Linked DNA regions of Homo sapiens: region 1 is linked to region 2. Evidence: read pairs that join two places in POLR2A ChIA-PET (ENCODE). Cell type or tissue: HepG2. All regions are shown on one strand.

What was found. Peaks named below come from ENCODE experiments on the same cell type or tissue, not always from the same donor. Only the 100,000 strongest peaks of a DNase experiment are listed, where the experiment ranks them.
Region 1: POLR2A ChIA-PET joins it to region 2 with 5 read pairs; 3 of 35 experiments call an interaction of 5 or more read pairs at or near these places.

The regions. Positions count from the first base shown.
Region 1 is chr1:246,918,279-246,922,278 of GRCh38, reverse strand. It overlaps AHCTF1 (AT-hook containing transcription factor 1), which reads left to right. Exons shown (of 36, transcript NM_001323342.2): 2 at 3,902-4,000. The coding sequence starts at 3,909. Among named protein-coding and RNA genes, the nearest start is that of AHCTF1, 12 kb to the left of the region's middle. In HepG2, no CTCF peak of the experiment used is centred here; a DNase peak (open chromatin) is centred at 2,128.
Region 2 is chr1:246,780,636-246,784,635 of GRCh38, reverse strand. It overlaps the pseudogene KIF28P. Among named protein-coding and RNA genes, the nearest start is that of LINC01341, 7.0 kb to the left of the region's middle. RefSeq lists an enhancer at 1,773-1,892. In HepG2, no CTCF peak of the experiment used is centred here; a DNase peak (open chromatin) is centred at 2,385.

The DNA.
Region 1 (4,000 bases), 140 kb before region 2:
AAGCAATTCTCCTTTCTCAGCCTCCTGAGTAGCTGGGACTACGGGCACATACTGCCATGCCCGACTGATTTTTGTATTTTTAGTAGAGATGGGGTTTCACCATACTGGTTGGGCTGATCTTGAATTCATGACCTCAGGTGATCCACCTGCCTAGGCCTTCCAAAGTGCTGGGATTACAGGCGTGAGCCACTGTGCCCAGCCCTGTATATGTTTTCAACATGGATATGTAACAAAGTCTAAAATATACCAATGTATCTTTATTCTCTCAGGCAGTAAGAAGACTCTGTATGGTTTATTTAAACTCCACACAGCCATTATTATTGTTGTGTAGTCAGTGTTTAGATTTTTTTCTGTGTATATACCAGTACTTTGACATCATCATTCTTGCTGCCTCTCAGACCTTCTATCTGATCTCTATTCTACCTGAAGCCTTCTTGAATCCTTTAACATTTCCTTTAAGCAAACTTTTTTGTCTAAAAACATATTTCGTATTTGTTAAGGATCCTTTCAGTAATATATAATTATGTTGGCAGTTACTTTTGGTTAGACTTCTGAAGATATTCCAGAATTGCGGTTTCTACTACTGTTGTTGAGTCATTTCTCTTTTTTGGTAGTTCCTAGGATTCATTGGACTTCCTGACTCAGGGAATCGGTGTGTCTGTAAATCTGGGAAATATATTGCTTCTTCCTATTAGTACTATATTTTTGGGGGGATTCTGATTAGGCATATCTTAGATCTTCCTTATCTATAATTTAAAACTACTCATCCCTTTGTGCTGCATTCTGAATAAATTTTGGGGGCTTTCTAGTTTACTTTTTTACTTATCCTTTGAGTTTGTTTTTGTTGAGTATTAAGTAGGTACAAAATAATTTATTTGGTGAGTGGGTGCAAAAGAATATAAGCTAGAGAAGATCACGGTGCAGTGAATACCTGTGTACTCAGCACCAAGTTCTAGAGAAAGAACATTACCACTACTTCAGAGTCCCTCGTATATTCTTCCGCTTTCTCTCTCAAATCCACTGTGCATTCTGTGTTTATTTTTTCTTTGTTTTTTTCATAGTTTTGTCATGTTTGCATCCTTAAGCAATATTTTGCTTAGTTCTGCGTGTCTTTTTAACCTTATATAAATGTCATTTTGCGTGTATTTTCTGCTGCTTTTATTTTTATTATTATTATTTATTTATTGTGTCAGAGTTTCACTCTTGTTGCCCAGGCTGGAGTGCAATGCCGTGGTCTTGGTTCACTGCAACCTCCTTCTCCCAGGTTCAAGCGATTCTCCTGCCTCAGCCTCCTGAGTAGCTGAGATTACAGGCATGCGCCACCATGGCCAGCTGATTTTTTTTTTGGTATTATTAGTAGAGATGTGGATTCACCATGTTGGCCAGGCTAGTCTTGAACTCCAGACCTCAGGTGATCCACCTGCCTTGGCCTCCCACAGTGCTGGGATTATAGGCGTGAGGCACCGTGCCTGGATGCTTTTATTGTTTAATAATTTTTTTTTTTTTTTTGAGACAGTGTTTTGCTCTGTCACCCAGGCTGGAGTGCAGTGGTGCGATCTCGGCTCACTGCAAGCTCCGCCTCCCAGGTTCATGCCATTCTCCTGCCTCAGCCTCCCGAGTAGCTGGAACTACAGGCGCCCGCCACCACGCTCGGCTAATTTTTTGTATTTTTAGTAGAGACAGGGTTTCACCTTGTTAGCCAGGATGGTCTCGATCTCCTGACCTCATGATTCGCCGCCTCAGCCTCCCAAAGTGCTGGGGTTACAGGCGTGAGCCACCACGCCCGGCTGGTTTAATAATATATTCTGACATTCATTCATATTGTTGCATGTAGCTGTGATTCACTCTCATTGCTCCATTGAATTTTTATACCCATTGAGTTTTAGTTTTTATTTAATTTTTCATTTTTAGAAATTTTTTCAAATCTACTTGATTTTTCCTTTAACATTTACAGTTTCTTATCAAGCTAAATCGCTGATTTACACAAATATATTAGACATTTACTTTCTAATCTCTGGTAATTTCAATATCTGAAGTCCTCAGTCATCTGATTCTGCTGGCTATTGGATATCCTTGTGTGTTTTGTTATTTGGACTGTGAGCTTCTTTTCTTTTTTTTTTTTTTTTTTTTTTTTTTGCGGGGGACAGAGTCTCACTGTGTCGTCAGGCTGGAGTGCAGTTGCACAATCTCGGCTCACTGCAACTGCCTCCTGGGTTCAAGCAATTCTCCTGCCTCAGCCTCCTGAGTAGCTGGAATTACAAGCGTATGCCTCCACGCCCGGCTAATTTATTTTTGTATTTTTAGTAGAGACAGGTTTTCACCATGTTGTCCAGGATGGTCTCGATCTCTTGAGCTCATGATCCTCCTGCCTTGGCCTCCCAAAGTGGTGTTACAGGCATGAGCCACCCTGCCTGGCTCTGTGAGTTTATTTTCTTTGTTGCTTTAACTTTGAGAATTCTTTAAGAATTCTTTGAGATTCCAGAGGATATGTGGTTGTTTCCGTGGATTGCTTGGAGCAACGAACCTGAAAATAACTTGATAATAAATTCTTCTCTTGAGGATTTTTTTTTTTTTTGAGATGGAGTCTTGCTCTGTCACCGAGGCTAGAGTGCAGTGAGGCTCACTGCAACCTCCACCTCCTGGGTTCAAGTGATTCTCCTGCTTCAGCCTCCCGAGTAGGTGAGACTACAGGTGTGTGCCACCATGCCTGGCTAATTTTTTGTATTTTTAGTAGAGACGGGTTTTCACCATATTAGCCAGGATGGTGTTGATCTCCTAACCTTGTGATCCGCCTGCCTCAGCCTCCCAAAGTGCTGGGATTACAGGCGTGAGCCACCACGCCCGGCCTCTTGAGGATTTCCATATAACCTAGCTTGAATTCTGGCCACACATTTGTATGAAAGAAAATGTTGTCTTTCTGAGTAAGAGACTCAGAGCCATGGTCAATGTGGACAGCTTTATTGTACCCATCCTGTACAATGGGTATTGTTCTTGCTCACCTTTAGGCTGATGTAGCCTAGTGGAGTTTAATGGGGTTGAGGGATGAGCTTATTAGTTCTCTTTGTCCTAGGCTTAATCTTTTGCCCCTGGATCTTAGAGTGCCCAGAATAAGATCAGGGTTCCCAGGACTGGATTTCATAGCTAACCAACTCAGATGGCTAAAATCTTTCTGTATTTTAACTAGTATTTTTGGTTGTTTATAATGGGAGTAGTCATTCTGGGAATCTGATCTTCTAAATGAAAGACAACTTTATGCCTATATTATTTCTATCCTGCAAAAGATATGTACCAAACTTGATTTCTGGGGTTTCTGTGAATTTATACATTTTTCTTGGACTTTCTCCCCCTTTACTGAAGAAGTGATTTTTCTAAAAGACACCAATCACTTTTTCTTTTTTCTGTAGGGAGGATGGTGGTGGTGAGGTGTTCTTTGCAAGGAGGTTAGACAATGAGATGAATTGCACTGAACTAGTGTTTAAAGAATCTAGGGAATAATGTATATCCTTAGTACGTCTGGCTTAATGAATGTTTACTTTCCTAAAGCTGTTTGGGAAATACTTTCTTAGGAGACAGTAGAATACCTTGGTCCCAGATGCATGTCATTTGTTTTTAAGACTGGATTTTGCTCTGTCGCCCATGCTGGAGTGAAGTGGCACAATCATAGCTCACTGGAGGCGCAGCCTCGAACTTCTGGGATCAGTTCATCCGCCTGCCTCAGCCTCCCAAGTAGCTGGGACTTAAAGGCGTGAGCCTCCGCATCTGGCCAATATGTATTTTGTAACCAGATTTTAGTTTTTCTTTATTTTGTTGGTGGCTTTTACTGTTTTTCCTGGCTGGACATAATCAAGTATATTGTCTACAAATGTGTCATAATAATGTTTTCTTTTAAAAATATTTACAGTGGAAGTATGCGAGACTTAAGAGCTCAAGTGACTAGTGGTCTCCTGCCATTTCCAGAAGTGACTCTTCAAGCCCTTGGAGAAGACGAAATAACATTAGA
Region 2 (4,000 bases):
TCAGCATGGACTTCTCTGCCATGTTCCGTGAGGCCTTGGAGGGGACCCCTCAGTGTGTTTGTACTTTGCATTTTTCTTTTTTTTCCAGCAAAGGCCACTGGGGCAAAGTGGCTCTGGTGCCCCGATATTCCACGTGCCTCTTTCGGGCCAGGCTTTCCCCTAGAATTTGGCTTGGCAGTTTCCTGTCTTGTCAGACCTTGTTTTAAGAAAATTTGTAATTCTAAAAAACCATTTTCCATGCTATTCTATTTTGTATTATAGTCCAAGGTAGTTCGAAAAATAGCCTTTTAAACTGTTGCTAACAGAAGGGTTATTGAGTGCACACGAAGACACTCATGAGCACCTGCCTGTCATTACCAGAAACAGAACAGGAGACGGTGTTCTCACACTTATCATTGGGAGAATTGTATGGGAGGGCTGAGGGCCTGGATTCATGCCCTCATTTTCCTTCAGCCCAGCATCCTGTCACTGGGACAGGTAGCTGTCTGATAGGACTGCTTCTGCTTAAACATACCAGGTTCTCTTTTAAGGGGGTCGTACAGTTTGTTTTTTTTTTTTTCTATTTTTTTTCTCATGAAGATATGAATCTTACCAATCTGTCTTCCTCAAGACTGTCCATTTTTACATTAAAACAGTAAGATTAGGCCCAGCACGGTAGTTCGCATCTGTAATCCCAGGATTTGGGGAGGCCGAGGTGGGTGGATGGCTTGAGCTCAGGAGTTTGAGACCAGCTTGGGCAACATGGTGAAACCCCGTCTCTACAAAAAATACAAAATTAGCTGAGTATGGTGGTGAGCACCTGTAGTCCCTGCTACTGGGGAGGCTGAGGTAGGAGAATCACCTGAGCCTGAGGAGGTCGAGGCTACAGTGAGCCGTGATCACACCACTATTCTCCAGCCTGGGCGACAGACAGAGACCCTGTCTCAAAAAAACAAGTAAGCTTAGTGCCAGTGACCTGTCTTCAGATGAAGCCCTGCTTTCCTCAGGAGGCTTCTGGGAGGCTGCAGCCTGAGAGTCTCCTGTGACATGGTATGTAGATGGAGGCTTCTGGAAGGCTGTAGTCTGAGGGTCTCTTGTGACATGGTGTGTAGATGGAGGCTTCTGGAAGGCTGCGGTCTGAGGGTCTCCTGTGACATGGTATGTAGATGGAGGCTTCTGGAAGGCTGTAGTGTGAGGGTCTCTTGTGACACGGTGTGTAGATGGAGGCTTCTGGAAGGCTGTGGTCTGGGGGTCTCTTGTGACACGGTGTGTAGATGGAGGCTTCTGGAAGGCTGTGGTCTGGGGGTCTCTTGTGACACGGTGTGTAGATGGAGGCTTCTGGAAGGCTGTGGTCTGGGGGTCTCTTGTGACACGGTGTGTAGATGGAGGCTTCTGGAAGGCTGTGGTCTGGGGGTCTCTTGTGACACGGTGTGTAGATGGAGGCTTCTGGAAGGCTGTGGTCTGGGGGTCTCTTGTGACACGGTGTGTAGATGGAGGCTTCTGGAAGGCTGTGGTCTGGGGGTCTCTTGTGACACGGTGTGTAGATGGAGGCTTCTGGAAGGCTGTGGCCTGGGGGTCTCTCTTGTGACACGGTGTGTAGATGGAGGCTTCTGGAAGGCTGTGGTCTGGGGGTCTCTTGTGACAGGGTGTGTAGATGGAGACGTCTGGAAGGCTGTGGTCTGGGGGTCTCTTGTGACAGGGTGTGTAGATGTTGGCAGTGCATGTGAGACAGGCACTTCCGAAGACTAGAAGAGCAGCAGAGACAGCTGTGGGTCCCAGCTAGAAACACGAATGCTACTTTGCGGTTGATCTTGTATGTGTTTACCTATCCTCCCTGCTGACCGTGTGGACGGTGACTGCTGCTGCAGCTCTCAGGGAGGACGCAGTGTTGTGCAGCTGTTGGGAGTCACATATCATAGACAAGCTCACGAGCAAACCAGGGCTGTGTGAGGGTTGGGGAGGGTTTTTTGACCTGGAAATGCTGCCAGCTTGCGGTTACCTTTCAGCAGTATTCACCCAACAGCTGTTGGCTCTGGTGAGCAGCACATCCTGCCAGGGAACTCTGAGCCAGGCCTGCAGAGCCCACCCGGGAGCAGGCGGGAGTCAGCATGGGCTCGCAGCCTATCCTGGAGCCTCGCCGACCTGTTTCCTCCTCAGGCCAAGGATGACATGCAATTTTAACTGACACCAGGCCTGTGGTCTGATATCCAGAGGTAATGAGGCAGTGAATTCATTTATTATTTAGATTCCCATGATCTTAGTTCCCTAAAGTCTTTAAGAAAAAAACAGAATAAGCCGGTGCAGGCGCACGCCTGCAGTCCAGCTACTCAGAGGCTGAAGCAGGAGGCCCGCCTGAGCCCAGGAGTTCAAGGCTGCAGTGAGCTAAGATTGAGCCACTGCATTCCAGCCTGGGTGACACAGCAAGATCACATGTCTTAAAAAGAAAAGAAAAACACAAACAGAAAAACCACAATGACTAGAACTCCTGTTGTTCCCTGCTGCCCCCATATTTTTTTTTTTTTTGAGATGGAGTCTTGCTCTGTCACCCAGGCTGGAGTGCAGTGGCGCGATCTTGGCTCCCTGCAAGCTCCATCTCCTGGGTTAAAGCGTTCTCCTGCCTCAGCCTCCCAAGTAGCTGGGACTACAGGTGCCCGCCAGCACTCCCGGCTAATTTTTTGTATTTTTGGTAGAGACGGGGTTTCACTGTTAGCCAGGCTGGTCTCGATCTCCTGACCTCGTGATCCGCCCGCCTCGGCCTCCCACAGTGCTGGGATTACAGCCGTGAGCCACCGCGCCCGCCCCCCCACATTCTTATTTAATGGTGGTGCCGCCTCTAGGAGAGCACTACGGTTCTTCACTTTGAGGCCAACAAAGATGGAATCTGTTTTCAGAGTCCTGAGAATGTCCTTTTTATGAAGAGACATCATACATGGAACGACTTGTCTGCTGATTTTTGCTTTTGCTTTTCCAGTTGCTCAGAAAAGGAGTTGCTAGTTTTACCTGATATTTATGGTCTAAAAACGACCTACCTGGAATCCCTCTGGAATCCCTCCTCCTGTGGCTTCAGGTTTGTTTCCTCTCCAGAGCCAGTGCTGACAGAGGCCCTGTCCTCACCCAGTGAGGAGGAAGACAGCGGCAGGCTGTTGTCCTGGATCTGCTGTGCACTGGGTGTGGACCCCTGAACAAGGAAGGACGCCTGCTTGGGTCTCTACAGAATGGAGCTCAGAATGCCTGCCATGCTGGGCTGGGAAGGCTGTGGGGAGTGTCTCCTGTGCTTGTGGATGTGTGCCCGTGTGCACTCCAGTCATGGCGGGGGAGCCACTTCTCAGCTCTTCTCCAGACTAACTACCCCCGCATCATCTTCCATGGCTGCTGTTCATGAATGACCAGGCTCATTAAATGACCCAAACTTACTACCTTATCGTTCTACACGTGAGAAGTCCAAATTGGGTCTCATTGGGCTAAAAGCAGGGTGTCGACAGAGCGGTACTGCTTTCTGGGCCTGAGGAAGAGAATCTGTTTCCCGGCCCCTTCCAGCTTTTAGAGGCCACCTCCCTCCATCTTCAAAGCCGCCACATAACCTCTCTCTGACCCCGCAGGCATTATCCTATCTCTGACCCTCTCTTCTGCTTCTCTCGGCCATATTGAAGACCCTTGTGATTTCATTGGGGCCACCTGGATACTCCAGGCTAATCTCCGTATTTTAAGGTCAGTTGATGACAAACCTTAATTTCCGTTTGCCATGCAAAGTAATATATTCACAGGTTCTGGGGATTAGCACATGGGCATCTTTGAGGACCATTCTGACACCATAAGCCCCAAACCTTCTCCCCTGAGAGGATCTGTTTTCTAACCCCTTCATCATCTCCTCTAAATCGTTTCCTAGGCTCAAGCAATGGGGAAGTAACAGGTCCAGGAATTAATACGATATTCTTGATGTCAGCAAAGCTAGGTGTGGAGAAAGTGGGATGTGGTCATGCGTACCGCAAACCCAGTCAATGAAGGGAGCATGCTGGGAAAA